2 separate regions of the Homo sapiens genome follow, and region 1 is linked to region 2. A link is a loop called in an ENCODE intact Hi-C map of the cell type or tissue named here. Cell type or tissue: A673. All regions are shown on one strand. Each heading gives the region's core, and the rest is flanking DNA. Links, peaks and the distances in the headings are about the cores only.

Region 1 (9,076 bases), core at 529-8,528, 240 kb before region 2:
GAGAAAGAATATACTTTTCCACGAATAATGCTAGGACAATTAGATGCCACTGTGCCAAAATATGAAACAGTTTTTACTTCACACCATACACAAGTAATTAAATCATACAACTAAATGTAAAATATAAATTATAAAATTTCTAGAGGAAAACATAGAAAAAAATCATTATGACTTTGCATTATGCAAAGATTTCCTAGGTGTTACACCAAACACACAATTAATAAAAGGAAAAATGATAAATGAGACATTGCAAAAATTGAGGATTCTGCTCTCAAAAAATATTAGTGGAATGAAAAGACAAGTTACAGATTGGAAAAAATATTTTCAAATTATATATTTGATAAAGGAATTGTATGTAGCATATATAAAGAACTTTCAAAACTAAGTTTTACATTTCAGAAATTTTTTAAATGGGCAAAATATATGTGAACATATAATTCAGCAAAATAGATACATGGATGGACATATGATACTCAACACCACTATTCATTAACAAAATAGAAATTAAAATCAAAACTAAACCCCACTTGTATCTATTAGAATGGCAAAAAATAAAAATAAAAAACAAGTAGCATATAGTAAGTGTAGCCATTCTGGAAAACAGTATAGATATGCCTCAAAAAACTAAACTTAGAACTGCTATATGACCCAGCAATCCCACTACTGGGTATATATCCAAAAATAATGAAATCAATATGTCAAAGAGATAACTGCACTCTCATGTTTATTGCAGCACTATTGAGCATAGCCATAATATGAAATCAAGCTAAATGTCCATTAATGGATGAATGGCTAAAGAATATATAGTATATATACACTATTCTGCCTTCAAAGAAAAGAAAATCTTGTCCTTTGCTACAACATGAATAAACCTGGAGGGCATTATGGCAAGTGAAATAAACCTGGCACAGAAAGACAAATACTGTATGCCCTCAATTATGTGAAATCTAAAAAAAACTGAACTCATAGAAGCAGAGAGTAGAATGGTGGCTCTCAGGGGCAGGGGTAGGGGGAGCAGGGAGATGTCACTTAAAAGGTACAAAGTTTCAGTTAGACAGGAGAAATAAATTTTGGAGATTTGTTGTACAGCATGGTGACTATAATTAATGATAATGTGTGTAGTATACTTGAAAATCACTGAAAAAGTAGATTTTAAAATGTTGTCATCAGAAAAATCATAAGTAGGTGAGCTGATGGATATGTTAATTTGCTTGATTTAATAATTCTTCTATGTATACATATATCAAAACATTATGTTATATAACATAAATATATACAATTTGGCATTTGTCAATTTAAATAAATAAATAAACAAAGAGACCTAACTCTCAATAAATAAATACATACATACTTAAGGAATGCACGAACGAATAATTTCTCCCTTATCCATGTTTTTCCTTTGAATTCTACTCTCCAACCATTTTTTTCTCTGCCTGGTTGGATAGCTTTCTCTCCTTTAAGTAGTCATGGAATTGAGATCAGTCATCCACTGTTTATTGTAGCTACTTTGAAAAGACCGAAGTTCCATGTTCTCAGCTTAAGAAACAAGAGAATCAAATATTTTACTTTTTCCCCTCCACCTGAAAGCACATGTACTAATGGCTTGATTTTGTTAAATGTGTGGCCCCATATTACTTTTTATTTGTATGTAGCTCTCCATAGAATAAAAGTTCTACATCTTTATATTACACCTTTATATTCCATAGCAGAATAAGTTTTTTAAAATGTTTTAAGAAAAAAATGCCCTATTTCTAATGTCTCTTTCCTGGAGGAAGATAGTAGGTTTCTGTGGAAAGAAAATGGATTTATGAATTGAGGGGTATGATTGACCATATCAACACATTTATGTGAGTTTCAAAATAAGTGCATGTGTCATATATTTATATGCAGTGTTTGGTATTACACAGAGTTCAAATATCAGATCAATCCCTTACTAGCATAAAATTTCGATCAATTTATTTAGCTTCTCTGAATTTCGGTTTCCTCCTCTGCACGGGGAATTGGGGAGAACTTAGTGAGTTAACACACATAAGGCACATAGTATAGTGCTTAGCACATAAGAGGAGCTCAGGAAGGTTAAGGTCCCATCCTTTTAGCATACTTCTGGCCAAATAGGTTCTACTAAGTAATGGAATAGAGTCAATAAATATGTATTTATAGATAGGCAATTTTGCTTTATTTTGTGGAGTGGTGTTTAACCTATCCTTATGTTCCACTGCTATCCTGAGTTTTTTCGTCAGGTACTACCAGAAAATATCTTGATTGGCCTTGGGGGATTGGAGGCCCTAGCCACTGGGATGGAGTTTAATAAGCATCAGTTTTGGAGCTTTTAGAGTTTGCGTTCTAGACAACCCCAGAGAGCAATTAATCATAAAGCTGTGAAGTTCGGGTGATACATTCCTCCCTTTCAAAAAGACCCTCAGGAGCAAATATAATGAAACATCTCCAAGGACAGAAGAAAAAAACCTCTCCCCAATTTACCCCCAACCCCAGCTTTGAACATTTTCTCAAAATGACCCTAAATGCAGATATTAGCTGATGCCAGAAGAGCTTCTTAAAGATTACAACCTCCATCCTTTCTTTATATATCTTTTTCTTCCTTTACTCTGCCCCAAAGCACACCTTCTATGCACCAAGAGGATATTTTGATCCTTGATGAAAAAACCAGCCGCAAGCTCTCTCCAAACTCATTAGCACTTTGGTAATTGGAAGCAGCCACTGAAACCCAATTAAACTCCTTCCAAAGCAGAACAACTCAAAACAGGTATCAGCTAAAGGGCAGACAGAGCAGGAGCAACAGGGTAAGTGCAGTTTGCTCTTTGTCTTCATGCCCATATTAATCTCACATGATAGAATTCCCTATATCCACAAGCCCATATAGGTAACCAATAAGTTCTTTGACTTTTAGTTTTTCTCCCTGCACCTCTCAATGCTATTTGTCTTTCCTCAAATTCAGCCAAATCTTTTTTTGTACTTTTTAAAAAATAGACCTTATTTTTTAGAGCAATTGTAGAGTCACGGCAATATTGACCAGAGATTTCCTATTTATCCTTTTACTCCTACACATGCATAGCCTCCTCCATGATCAATCTCCCCCACCACAGTGGTACATTGTTACAATCAATGAACCTACATTGGCAAATTATTATCACCCAAAATCCATAGTTAACATTTGGGTTCATTCTTAGTGTTGTGTATTCCGTGGGTTTGGGCAAATGTATGATGACATGTATCCACTGTTATAGGATCATCCATAGTAGCTTCACTGTCCTAAAAACCCTCTGTGCTCTCCCTGTTCACCCTTCCCTCTCCCTGACCCCTAGCAACTACTGATCTTTTTACTGTCTCCATAGTTTTGCTTTTTCCAATATGTCTTATAGGTGGAATCATACCCTACGTAGCCTTTCAGGTTAATTTATTTCACTTAGTAATATGCACGTAAGTTTCCTCCATGTCTTTTCATGGCTTGATAGCTCATTTATTTTCGGTACTATACTTTTCAAGAAGTCTGCTGTATACTATTTTGTTTTCAAGCATTCTCTGCTGTCATTTAAGTACTTAAGTAGAATATGGAAACTTTGAATTTACAGATTTTTTTGCCAAAGTTTTTTAAATGTACATTATTCTTTTCATATTTGAGCTTTCTCCAATTCAAAATTGAAATTCCAGATAACATGCAGAAATTTAGGATTTACATACAAGTTTGTTGTCTGTCTCAGATAATTCTATGCTCTTGATTTATCAGTTGAATAATTTTCCCAGTGCAGTGTTTTATTAATTGTTGTATACGATAAGCTGGACCCTGTTTGATATAGTTTGAGTGTTTCTTCCCTCCAAATCTCATGTTGAAATGTAATCCCCATTGTTGGAGGCGGGGCCTGGTAGGAGGTGATTGGCCCATGGGGCGGATCCTTCATGAATGGGGTAGTGCTATCCCCTTGGTGATTAGTGAATTCAGGCAACAGCTGGTTGTTTAAAGAGCCTGGCCCCTTTCTGTTGCTCTCTCTCTCTTGCATCTGCTCTCACCATATGAGATGTCTACTCCCCCTTCACCTTCCGCCGTGATTATAGCTTCCTGCAGCCCTCACCAGAAGCAGATGCCAGCGCCACACTTCTTGTACTGTCTGCCGAACTGTGAGCCAATTAAACCTCTTTTCTTTATAAATTATCCAGCCTCAGGTAGTCCTGAAAAACGGCCTAATACACTATTCTATATTGTCTTAAATGGGACATATTACTAAAAGAGAGCTAAAAGAGACACATGTTCTCTTCAACTGGTAATCAGTTGACTATTAAATGTTCAGTAGCATTTTTTTTAAGTCTTCAGAAAATCATGATGAATTATTAGCTTTATAAATGCATTAATTGTTCATTACAAATTTTGTGAACAGTAAACCCAGCATACTATTAGATGCTAAGGTAGAACAAATATGAAACCAATCTTTTCAAAAACCAAGGTTACTCTAAGGAGGGAAATTTGCTCACCGTGATAATCTGAGTGAGGCATTTAAGAGCCTGATTCTGAAATCACAGCCCAATATTGGTTCTTCTCTACTGCTCCCGTGATGAGCTTCCTGAAGTACATTTGAGCCCTTGCAACTACCAAGATGATTAAAAGGGAATGACATTTCTGAAGGAACTTCTATGCCCTTACACACAGCCTCAATTATTAGTAAGCAATCCAAAAAGTAATTTAGAAGGCCTGTAATCCAGACACACTTTACACAGCAGATTTTCCAAACACTGCAGAGGCCTCTAAACTCCAAAACTCTCCTTCTCTTTTCTCACTAATGCTATGAATGATACCATCTGAATCTTAATTCTTGAATTAAAGTCTTGACCCCTTTAGCATTGTCACCTTACATTGAGAGGAACTCCTCATTTCATCAATCATTTGTACATTCAGATAAAAGAAAGACCTGGAAGAGCAGTATCTTGAGGGCACCAGGCACTGGCAGGGATGAGAGGAAAATGGCATTATGAAGTGAAGGACACCAGATCAGGATTGGCGGGGAAATCACAGAACACCTCCAACTCCACAATTTGGCTGAGGTCCTTATCATTCCATGTTTTCCTCCATCACAAACTGTGTCTGTGAAGCTCAAATGAGGCAAATTTTGTTACAAAGTTTAACACTTCTTCCAGATATATTTGATGGAAAATGAACAGAATCATAAATCAACTCTACGAGTCCCCATCAATTATCCAGTATCTTCTATGTGCAAAGGTCTGTGCTAGGTGCTTGGTTTTACTGTATTATTATCTTCCCGTGTCAGTCAAGGATAGTGTAGTTCACAAAGATGCTGGAACTGCATCTATGAGTCTAATGAGGTCACTGAGCCTCTCAGACTCTTCCTCTTCAGCTCTGTAAAATAGACCTGGTGTTGATTATACCTGGTGTTGATTATATCATAGAATTGTAGGGAGTCCAGGCTCCCCAAGTTTGCTGCAAGAGTGAATAAAACTTCCTTTCCCTCTCAAGGGAAGAAGCACCTCTTCATGACAGAGTTCCATGCCATAAAGCACTCCATACAATCCTTAAGATACCTTCTCTCTAATGTTCTAAAATAAGCTGCAGGGCATCCATATGTGGGAAAAAAACTCTACATATGCTTTTCCTTTTGTTTCAATTTGTCCAGCTCCACTTTCTGTTTCTGGGACTGGGAAATCTCATCCTTAAATACAAAATTTCTCCCTCCTGATGACAATATTCAAAACAGACTTTCAATTAACCCATCAGACTCCAATCATTAAGTTCCTCAACCTCACTCGTAAACACTTCTTACAAATCTGCATGGTCCATTAGTGAACTTCTTATTTCTCTAACATAAGCATACTTCAACCTATTACATAAGGAGGAAGGGTTTCAAAATTAATGGTCGGTCCTATCAATAATATTTTAAGGAATAGTTGCTGCTGATAACAATCACATTCCCAGTTTATTAAGCAAACATTCTATCTCAAGACCCACCATGATCCCTTTATACATTATCTTAAGCAATTTTCAAGCTCTGTTAAGTAGTTACTGTTTGTTTTATTGTTGTTTTGAGACAAGGTCTCCCTTTGTCACCTAGGCTGGAGTGTAGTGGCATGATCACAACTAACTGCAGCCTCAACCTTGTGGGCTCAAGCAATCCTCCCACCTCAGCCTCCTGGTAGCTGGGACCACAGCTGTATGCCACCATACCCTACCAATTTTTTCATTTTTATTTTTATTTGTAGAGATGAGGTCTCACCATGTTTCTCAGGTTGGTCTCGAGCTCCTGGCCTCAAGCAATCCTCCAGCCTCTGCTTCCCAAAGTGCTAGGATTGTGGGCATAAACCACCACACCTGGCTAGTAGTCACTGTTATTCCCATTTTACAAATGAGGAAATTGAAATTCAGAAAGGCTAAATGAGTTGCCCAACATCCCACAGCTGGCAAGTGGCAGAGTCAGAATTAGAACCAGTCTTTTTCTAAAGCCTACCCAGGATCAAACCACTACCTTCTCCCACTCCCCTTTCTTCTAACCTGAATGGGTGCCCCCAGATGACCCTGAATCATAACACAGACCTCAGGTTTCTACCTTGCCAAATGGCTGTACCTCTATGGAATGTGTGAGGCCTCCCGCAGAGCTCTTCTTGTTTTAGCTCCCAGTTTCTCCATGTGACTCTACATCTGCTCTCGATTATGCCAAAGTTTGTTGCACGTTCCTCTTTTATTTCTTTGAAGGATAAAGAATCCTCTCTTGACTCTAGAAAGTTCACAAACCTTTCACAAACAGGAGCAAAACCTTAGAATATAGGATGAAGCTTAAAGTCATACCGACAATAGCGTGACTAATGTGATGAATATCTAAAACTCTGCACAAATGACAGCATGATGATAGCTAAAAGGAGCTTCACATTCTCCCATTATCCAAATGTGAGGGGTTTAGCAATAAAAAATAAGTAGAAGGAACTATTGACAGGGGAGAAATGGGCCCCAATTTCAAGGGCATCTGTCTGTGCAAGTTCCAGGAAAAAAATATTAAGAATGTCAATGAGACCTTAACTGGCAATGAGTAGATGTGGATTGATTTGTGAAAATTGAGGATGTCGAAATAAAGTGGCTCTCCTAAATTGAGCAGAAAAATTTGGCGCAAATAGAGTATTACTTCCCAAATTGTGAAGTTATTGACTTGCAATGACTTCTATAATATATACAAGTTACAAAGGTTTGTGTACTATGATACAAACACCTATGCACATAAACATATACTTGTACATAAAAAGTATACACCAAAATATTAAGAGTTATTATTTCAGGAGATAGATAATAATGTTCAGTTTCCTTTTTTTTATTAATCAGGAACATGATTTTTTGTTTCAATAGTTCACATTTGTATATTGATCATATTAATCAAAATATCTCACAGTTCTTTAATTTAAAAGCCAGTTAAAATAATTTCATTGATTTCCAAATTATTTGGGTTAAGAACTGAAGAAGGATCAAGATATATTCCAAACCTTTAAGGGTCATTCACCATAAGCCACATGGCCCTCTGACCACATTTTTCCTGGTACTTTCTATAGGATTAGGGAAACCTACCAGTTTCAGAGACCTGATGACTACAGTTCTCTTCTGATTAATGTGCATTGAGACTCAGTGTGGCTGTGTGAGGGGGCAATGGGAGTCCTTACTGGTGTGGATTTAATAAAATCAAGTCCCTGATCTTGAAAGATGCTTCATGCACTAAAAATTCAAATAATTTGATTGAGGATACTTTGTAACTTAGGTTTAAAATAACAACAGCAACAACAACAAATACTTATAGAACAGTTACTATGGGCCAGGCATGATCTAAGAAGATTAGATGATACATGATGATGATGATAGATGGTAGATAGATGATAGACAGATAGATAAAGATGGATAGAGAGATGATAGATAGATAGATAGATAGATAGATAGATAGATAGATAGATAGATAGATGATAGATGATAATTAGACAGATCCTATAACAAAGTAAATACTATTATTATCTCTAATTTTACAGAGAGAGAGAGTTCAAGTGACCTGGTCAACATCGCACATCTACTAAGTGAAGCTGAGAATTAAATCCAGGCAGTCTAGATCCAGAGCCCACACTCAACAACTAAACAACTCAGGCCAGGGGCAGTGGCTCAAGCCTGTAATCCCAGCACTTTGGGAGGCTGAGGCGGGCGGATCGCCCAAGGTCGTTCGAGACCAGCCTGACCAACATGGAGAAACTCCGTCTCTACTTAAAATACAAAATTAGCCAGTCGCGGTGGCGTATGCCTGTAATCCCAGCTACTCAGGAGGCTGAAGCGGGAGAATCGCTTGAACCCAGGAGGCGGAGGTTGCGGTGACCTGAGATACTGCCATTGCACTCTAGCCTGGGCAACAAGAGCGAAACTCCATCTCAAAAAAAAATAAAAAATAAGAAATAAATAAATAAATAAAATAATAACTCAGAATGCTCAGACTAAGATAAATTTGAAATTCAACCTACATTAGTATATTTGGACCCAATATTCGACAATTAAGAGCATTTTTACATATATGTGGGCTAATCCTTTGCATTAAAAACATTCTATCTGATTAATCGTTTCACAACTACATAGCTGAACCTAGTTCCGTTGATCTTTCCTTCCTAATATTGAAACTTAGGTAAAGTAGATGAATAGTTATTCCAAGACATGACCTGACTTACCTGAGGCACACAGAACTGTCCTAATAATTACTCACTGGTCACTTGTTATGTGCCAGGCACTTAAAACAAATCTGTGAATTAATTGCTATCATCCAGTTTTAAGGATAAATAAATTGAAGCCAGAGATGTTAGCTATCTCACCCAAAATGGTGGAGGCAGGAGTTGATCCCAGGGATTTTGGGTTCAAAAGTTAGATTCATTATCAACTACACTATACTACCTAAATATTTAAGATGATGACTGCAACTCCCTTCTTTGAGAGAGAGAGACTGAGACTGAGACTGAGAAAGAGAAAGAGAGTCTTTGCATAAAGCTGTAACCTGTAATCCTCTGCCCTCCCTCTCAGGCATTTTGTAGTTATTTGCTAATACCACCTATA
Region 2 (9,076 bases), core at 737-8,736:
TGCATAAGAAGCACCTCCTTACCTGTTAAAAGTTTAATCATGAGATTGCAGGAATTCAGTCACATCTTCAGGCTCCACTTCTAATTCTAGTTCTCTTGGTATTCCACCGCACCTGCAGTGACTTCCTCCACCGAAGTCTTGAACCTCTCAAAGTCATCCATGAGGGTTGGAATCAACTTCTTCCAAAGTCCTGTTAATGTTTGTAGTGTTATGAAATATATATACATATAGGTTTTCATACACAGGAAACAGAATCTCTTTGACCTTCTCTTGCCTTCCTTTTACCTGCCTTCCTTTCACCTACCCCAAAGCAGGACTCTAATCTTCTGCTTTTATAATTGTGGATCATAAGACTCATTTCAGAGAGGGTCCCAACCCATGGCCTGGGGGAAGGAATGCTGATATAATGAAGCTTCCATAAAAATCCAAGAGGACAGCTTCCTGATAGCTGAACAAGTGGAGGTTTCTGGGGAATGGCTACCTGGGGAGGGCATGGGAGCTCCGTGTCCCTTCCTCCATACCTCTCCCTGTGCATCTCTTCATCTGGATCCTTCGTGATATCCTTTATAATAAACTGGTAAATATAAGTGTTTCCTTAGTTCTGTGAGCCACTCCAGCAAATTATTGAACCCAAAGAGGGGGTCATGGGAACCTCAACTTGAAGCTGATTGATCAGAAGTTCCAGAGACCTGGACTTGCAACTGGTGTCTGGGGGGAGGAGGGAGTAATCTTGGGGACTGAGCCCTTTACCTGTGGGAACTGACATATCTCCAGGTAGTGTCAGAATCGAATTGGAGGATACCCAGCTGGTCTCCACTGCTTGTTGGTGGGGAAAATCCCCCATATATTTGGTCACAGAAGTCTTCTGTGTTGATTGTTGTGGTGTGAGAGCAGAGGACAAATGCAGTTTAAGTTTTTCCATGACAATGTTGATACTTTGACCCCTTCCTATGACTCACAAATGTTCTTTTTGCGGGCAGGGGGCAAACAAGTGCAGTGGCACGATCTCGACTCACTGCAACCTCCACCTCCTGGGCTCAAGCCATTCTCCCATCTCAGCCTCCCAAGTAGCTGGGGCTATAGGCGGGCACCATCATGCCCGGCTAATTTTTGTATTTTTTGTAGGGACAGGGCTTCGCCACGCTGCCTGTACCTGGCTTCACAAATGTTCTTAATGGCATTTAGGATGGTAAATCCTTTCCAGGTTTTTTTGTTTTGTTTTGTTTTCCTTTATCTAGTCATCCAGAAGTATCCAGAAGGTTTTCAATTTCTTTTGCCCAGATCCATCAAAGGAATCATTATCTATGACAGCTATAGCCTTACAAAATGTATTTCTGAAATAATAAGACTTGAAAGTTGAAATTGCTGTGTGGGCTGCAGAATGGATGTTGTGTTAGCAGGCCTGAAAACGATTAATCTTGTACATCTCCATCAGAGTTCTTGGGTGACCAGCTGCATTGTCAATGAGCAGTAGTATTTTAAAATAAACCAGTTTTTTTTTTTTTTTTTTTTTTTGAGTAGTAGGTTTCAGCAGTGGGCTTTAAATATTCAGTAAATCACGCTGTAAATGGATGTGCTGTTGCTATCCAGGCTTTATTGTTTCATTTACAGAGCAGAGGCCGGGTAGATTTAGCATAATTCTTAAGGAACCTAAGATTTTTTAGAAGGACAAATAAGCATTGACTTCAACTTAAAGTCACCAGCTGCACTAGCCCCTGACAAGGGAGTCAGCCTGCCCTTTGAAGCTTTGAACCTAGGCATTGAAAGTCCTAGATGGTATCTTCTTCCAATAATATAAGGCCATTTTGTCTGCATTGAAAATCTGTTGATGTAGCCACCTTCATCAATGATGAAGCTAGATCTTCTGGATGACTTGCTGGAGCTTCTACATCAAGCACTTGCTGCTTTACTGTGTACTTTTATGTTATGGAGGTGGCTTCTTTCCTTAAACCTCATGAACCAAGCTCTGCTAGCTCCAAACTTTTCTTCTGCAGCTTCCTCACCTCTCTCCACCTTCATAGAATTGAGAGAGTTAGGGTGTCTGGATTAGGATCTGGCTTAAGGGAATGTTGTGGCTAGTTTGATCTTTTATCCAGACCACTGAAAGTTTCTCCATAACAGCAATAATGCTGTTTTACTTTCCTACCATTTGTATGTTCACTGGAGTAGCATTTTTAAATCCTTTCAAGAGCTTTTCCTTTGCATTCACAACTTGGCTAGCTTCTTGGCCCAAAGGCCTAGTTTTTGGCCCATCTTGCTTTTGACATGCCTTCCTCACTAAGCTTAATCATTTCTAGCTTTTGATTTAAAGTGAGAGATGTGTGACTCTTTCTTTCACTTGAACACTTAAAGGTGATTGTGAGGTTATTAATTGGCCTAATTTCAATATAGTTGTGTCGCAGGGAATAGGGAGGCCCAAAGAGAGGGAGAAAGATGAGGGAACAGCTAGTCAGTGGAACACACACAACACTTAGTAAGTTCACCGTCTTATAAGGGTGCAGTTCCTGGTGCCCCAAAACAATTAAAATAGTAACATTAAAGATGACTGAACACATATCACTATAATAGATGTAATAAAAAGTTTGAAATATTGTGAGAATTACCAAAATGTGAGACAGAGACGTGAAGTGAACACATGCTGTTGGGAAAATGGTGCTGATAGACCTGCTCAATGTAAGGTTGCCAAAATTTTTCGATTTGTAAAAAACACAATTATCTGTGAAGTATAATAAAATGAGGTGTTAGGTTGTTGTTGTTTCTGTAACAAAATTATATTTCTATAGGTCGGAATTTTAAAATGGGTTACAGAACTACATTTCTTCCTTGAGGCCACTAGGGGAGAATTTGTTTTTTGTTGTTTGTTTTTAGCTTCCAGAGGTTACTTGCATTTCTTGGCTTGTAGCCCTATCCTCCATTTTCAAAGTCAGCAGCATAAATCTTCCAAACTCTTTCTCTCTCTGCTTTTGTTATCATACTTTTCTCTTCAATTCTCCTGCTCCTTTGTTATAAAGATCCTGTGATAACATTGTGTGCACCCAGATAATACAGGATAATCTCCCCATCTCAGGATTCTTAATTTAATCATATCTACCAAATCCCTTTTACCATGTAAAATAATATATTCACAGGTTCTTGGAATTAGGACATGGAAATATTTGGGGAGCCATTTTTTAGCCTATGGTATGTATGTGGTATGTATGAGTCATTGGGGTATAAAAAATGATTTCTGGTAGTATAATGAGAAAAAATTTTAAGGTTTAAGTTTGTGTTTTATGTGCTGCTTAGAGATGAATAATGAAGATGTCACTAGGTGAACTATGTCAATGGTTTCTGTGTTCATTTCAGTAACTCCCAAGACAACTGGGGCTATGTTCACTAACATGCTGTTAGTTATATATTGCTGCATACAAAACTACCCTAAAATTTAGCAGTGATATGGTTTGGTTGTATCCCCACCCAAAATCTCATCTTGAATTTTAATCCCCATAATCCCCATATGTCAAGGGAGAGAACAGCTGGAGGTAATTGAATAATGGGGGTGGTTTCCCTCATGCTGTTCTCATCATAATAAGTGAGTTCTCACAAGATCTGATGGTTTTATGTGTTTGGTAGTTCCTCCTGCATTCATTCTGCGTCCCACCACCTTGTGAAGGAGGTGCGTTGCTTCCCCTTCACCTTCCGCCATGATTGTAAGTTTCCTGAGGCCTCCCCAGCCATGCAGAACTGTGAGTCAATTGAACCTCTTTCCTTTGTAAATTACCCAGTCCCGGGCAGTTCTTTATAGGAGTGTGAAAATGGACTAATACAAGCACTTAAAACAAAAATAAGTTATTATCTCACAAAGATTTTGGGGGTCAGGAACTGGGAGCAGCTTAGCTAGGTGGTTCTGGCTCAGAGTGTTTCAGGAGATTGCAGTCTGAATGTTGGCTGGGGCTCCAGACACCTGAAGTCTTGACTAGCAGTGGAGAATCTGTCCTCAAGATGGTTCACTTACATGGCTGTTAGCAAGAGGTGTCAGTTCCTCTCTGGCTGTTCATAGGAGATCTCAGTTCCTTACTACATTAGCATCTCCATAGGGCTTCTTGATTGTCCTCAGGACATGGTAGCTTCTTTTACAGTGAGTAATCTGAGGTAGAAGCTAAAGCCACAATATCTTTTATGACCCACCCTCAGAAGTCACACACTGTCACTTCTGCCACATTCTATGTACTAGAAATAAGTTACTAGGTACAACCCATATTCAAAGGGAGAGGAATTAGGCTCCACTGTGTAAAGGGAGGAGTTTCAAAGAATTTGTGGACATATTTTATAGAACCACCACAGCCTACTTGAAGAAGAACAACAGACCTTTTAATCATGGCAAATTTTCTGGACAGATAAATAGATTCTAGGGTTGGAATGATGTCAGCAAGATGGTGGTATAGGAGGTCACCTGCTTTTATCCCCCAACAATAAGAATTCTTCACCCATCCAGACAAAAAAGTCTCTTTGTGGAAGCCTCACGATTCAGGTAGAAAGTTGTGGAAGCCCAATGGAGCCTAAGACCTAGGAGGGTGATTTTGAGAGTGCAGACCCATACCCTGTTGGCAGACCCATCAACTGTGCTCCCAGATTCAAGCCTGGGGAAATGGCCTCATTCCCCAAGGGGCTTGGCAACAGCCCCTACTGGCCTTGAGGCTACCACCAAAACCATCTGCCAGGGGGTTCAGGAAGAATCATGCACACCAGTGCCTCAGCAGGGAAGGCTCATCTGCCTGCTGACGTTGGTCTTCGCAGCTTGGACCTGAAAGTTGCCTTGTGGCTCGTCTCCACCCCTCCTCAGCTGTGGTCCCAGCTTAGTACTACTTGCTGGGAAATTGCTTCCCAAAGGGAAAGTTGCCCATATCTCACAGGAGTTACCCATTCATCTGAGCCTCTGCAATGGGCTTTCCAGTCTCTGTCCAACAGCAGATTCTGAGACCCAGTCTCAAGTCTGGCCCCACACCCACCTAAGCCAATGGGATGGGTTTGCTGACCTCTGTTCCATGGGGGCCCTTGAGGGGGCCCAGTCTCAGCTCCAGCCCCTCTTTCCACATGTGGGGATTGTCCTGCCTGTGCAGGGAACTGCTGGGAGGGGTGTCTGTCCAGGCCACTGGGACAGTCTTCTGGGCTTGGGTCCCTGGCTAGCTTATCTATACAGCCTAGGTACCTTCCTTCAATCTTCCTCAGGTCCATCCTGGCTTGGGTGCTGTGTCAGCCTCAAAGCCCTTGCAAAACTTGTGATGAACCTGGGCTTAGGGCCCCCTCTAGTGCTGAAGTGGCTGCAACAGCCACAGGCTTAGGAATCACAAGTCAGGCTGCTTAGAACTTCTAGACAGGCCTATTGAAGTAAAACAGGCACAAACAAAGCCAGAATGCAAAGACTAGAATAAATACCTAATACACAGACATTGACGCACATCTGCAAGCATCCAGAATAAGCAGGGAAATTTGACCTCACCAAACAAAATAAGATGCCAGTGACTGACCCTAAAGGGAACTTCAAGAAAACACAGAGAAACAATTCAAAAATTTACCAGAGAAATTTAACAGAGATATTGCAATTAAAAAAAACCCAGAAATCTAGGAGCTAAAAAATACAATGAGTATTAAAAAATATTAGTAGAGAGCATCAATAGCAGAATTAAGCAGAGGAAAGAATCTGTGAACTTGAAGATAGGTTATTTGAAAATGGGAAAAGAGAGATCAGACTGTTACTGTGTCTATGTAGAAAAAAGTAAACTTAAGAGACTCTATTTTGTTCTGTACTAGGAGAAATTCTTCTGCCTTGAGATGCTGTTAATCTGTAACCCTAGCCCCAACCCTGTGCTTGCAGATAATTGTGCTGTGTTGACTCAAGGTGTAATGGATTTAGGGCTGTGCAGGATATGCTTTGTTAAAAAAGTGCTTAAAGGCAGTATGCTTGGTAAAAGTAATTACCGTTCTCTAATCTCGAGTACCCAGGGACACAATACACTGCGGAAGGCCGCAGGGACCTCTGCCTAGGAAAGCCAGGTATTGTCCAGGGTTTCTCCCCATGTGATAGCCTGAGATATGGCCTCGTGGGAAGGGAAAGACCTGAATGTCCCCCAGCCCGCCACCCATAAAGGGTCTGTGCTGAGGAGGATTAGTAAAAGAGGAAGGCCTCTTTGCAGTTGAGATAAGAGGAAGGCATCTGTCTCCTGCTCCTCCCTGGGAATGGAATATCTTGGTGTAAAACCCGATTTACTGAGATAGGAGAAAACTGTCTTCTGGCTGGAGGTGAGACATGCTGGCGGCAATACTGCTCTTTAATGCACCAAGATGTTTGTGTAAAGTCAAACAGAAATCTGGCCTATGTGAACATCAAGGCACAGCACCTTTCCTTAAACTTATTTATGACACAGAGATCTTTGCTCACATGTTTTCCTGCTGACCCTCTCCCCACCATTACCCTATATCCTGCCATATCCCCATCTCTGAGATGGCAGAGATAGTAATCAATAAATACTGAGGGAACTCAGAGACCAGTGCCGGTGCAGGTCCTCCGTATGCTGAGCGCCGGTCCCCTGGGCCCACTTTTCTTTCTCTATACTTTGTCTCTGTGTCGTATTTCTTTTCTCAGTCTCTCGTCCCACTTGAGGAGAAACACCCACAGGTTGTGGAGGGGCAGGCCACCACTTCAGAAAATATACTGTCATAGGAGAAACAAGAAAAAATAATGAAAAGGAATGAAGAAAGCTTATGGGATTTATAGGATAACATCAAAAGAGCTAATGTATGGGTCATTGGAATTCAAGGGGAAGTAGAGAAAGATAAAGGAGTAAAAAGCTTATTTAAAGAAATAATAGCAGAAAACTTTCCAAACCTAGAGAAAGATACAATTATCCAGGTACGAGAAAGTCATAGGCCACCAATCAAATTTAATCCTAATAAGACCACCCTAAGACATATTATGATAAAATTGTCAAAGGTAAATGTCAAAGACAGGATGCTGAAATCAGCAAGAGAAAGTAACAACATAAAAGGGACTTTTGCAATACACTTAGCAGCGGACTTCTCAGCAGAAACCTGGTAGGCCAGGAGAGAGTAGGATGATATATTCAAAGTACTAAAGGAAAAAAACACCCTGTCAACTGACAATAGTGTACCGAGCAAAGCTGTCCTTCAGAAATGAAGGAAAAATAAAAACTTACCCAAACAAACAAAAGTTGAGGAAGTTCATCACTACTAGGCCTGCCTTACAAAAAATGTTAAAGAGAGTTCTTCAAGCTGAAATGAAAGGATGCTAATGAGTAACATGAAAACATCTAAAAGTACAAAACTCACTGGTAAAAGTAAGTATATAGTAAAATTCAGAACATTCTGATACTGTAATGGCAGGGGGACCACTTATATCCTTAGTATTACGGGTAAAAAATAAGACTTTAAAAAATAATAAATGTAAAAATTAGCTGGACATGGTGGCACATGCCTGTAGTCCCAGCTACTCAGGAGGCAGAGGTGGCAGGATCACTTGAGCCTGGGAGGCAGAGGTTGTAGTGAGCCGAGATTATGCCACTATACTCTAGCCTGGGCAACAGAGTGAGACCTTGTCTCAAAATAATAACAACTAAAATACTTTTTAAGGGATTTCCAATATAAAATTATGTAAATTGTGACATCAGTAATCAAAGTTGTTATCTGTTTAGTATAACATGTTATGAATATGTTTTTGTAAACCTTATGGTAACCACAAAACAAAAACCTATGATCAATATACTAAAAATAAAAAGGAATCAAAACAGACTGCCAGGGAGAAACACTTAACCACAAAGGAAGACAGTAAGAGAGGAATAAAGAAAAGATATGCAATACAAACTAGAAAACAATTAACAAAATGACAGTAATAAGTTCTTACCTATCAATAATTACCTGAATGTAAAAGAATTAAACTCTCCAATTAAAACACATAAAATGGCTGAATCTATATATACATCTATATATCTATATCTATCTATCTATCTATCTATCTATCTATCTATCTATCTATCTATCTAAAACCCAACTACATGCTGCCTAACCCTAATGTTGCACCTCAAGGAACTAGAAGAGAACAAACTAAACCAAAAATGAGTAGAAGGAAAAAAAATGAATAGAAGGAAGGATATAATAAACATCAGAGCAGAAATAATGAAATAGAGACTAAAAAAATACAAAAGATCAACAAAAGTTTTTTGAAAAGATGAACAAATTGACAAACCTTTATATAGACTAAGAAAAAGAAAAGATTCAAATAAATGAAATCAAAAGTGAAAAAGGAGAAATTATAACTGATACCAGAGAATACAAAGAATCATAAGAGAATATTATCAACAATTATATGCTAATAAATTAGATAACCTAGAAAAATGGATACATTCCTGGGCACATATAGCTTACCAAGATTAAACTATTAAAAAAATAGAAAATCTGAATAGAACAATATTGAATAAGGAGACTCAATCAGTCATAAAAAGTCTCCTATCAAAGACAAGTCCATGACCTGATGGCCTTACTGCTGAATTCCCAACATTTAAAGAAGAATTAATAAAATTCTTCTGAAACCATTTCAAAAAATTGAAGAGGAGGGAATTCTTTCAAATTTGTTCTATGAAGCCAACATTACTCTAATTACAAAAACAGACAAGGACACAACAATAAAAAACTACAGGCCAATAACCTGGATGAAAATAGATACAAAAATCCTCAACAAAATACTAGTAAACAAATTCACTAGCACATTAAAAATATTCATTATGATCAAATGGGATACATCCCAGGAGTGCAAGGATGGTTCAGTGTATAAAATCAATAAATGTAAAATATTACATTAACAAAACGAACAATAAAATCCATATGGCCAATTCAACAGATGCAGGAAAAGATTCAACAAAATCCAACATCTCTTACTGATAAAAACTCTCAACAAATTAGGTATAGAAAAAATATAACTCAACACAATAAAGGGCATATTTGACAAACCCACAGCTAGCATCATACTGAATGGGGAAAAGCTGAAAGCGTTCAAGATGTGGAACAAGACAAGGATGCCCACTTT

Evidence for each region. Hi-C counts contacts between places; a loop is a spot of excess contacts. Peaks named below come from ENCODE experiments on the same cell type or tissue, not always from the same donor. Only the 100,000 strongest peaks of a DNase experiment are listed, where the experiment ranks them.
Region 1: a loop joins it to region 2, with 4 times the contacts of the local background. A loop is called at or near these places in 14 of 110 quality-filtered maps.

Annotation. Positions count from the first base shown.
Region 1 is chr11:59,434,035-59,443,110 of GRCh38, forward strand. It overlaps OR5A1 (olfactory receptor family 5 subfamily A member 1), which reads left to right and starts at 2,435. Exons shown (of 2, transcript NM_001004728.2): 1 at 2,435-2,801. In A673, for the core only: no CTCF peak of the experiment used is centred there; a DNase peak (open chromatin) is centred at 3,927.
Region 2 is chr11:59,675,455-59,684,530 of GRCh38, forward strand. PATL1-DT (PATL1 divergent transcript) reads left to right here. Exons shown (of 4, transcript NR_187296.1): 4 at 1-587. Among named protein-coding and RNA genes, the nearest start is that of PATL1-DT, 11 kb to the left of the region's middle. RefSeq lists an enhancer at 4,924-5,424. In A673, for the core only: CTCF peaks have their summits at 2,847 and 5,300 (motif pointing left); DNase peaks (open chromatin) are centred at 3,527 and 5,277; H3K27ac peaks cover 590 bases.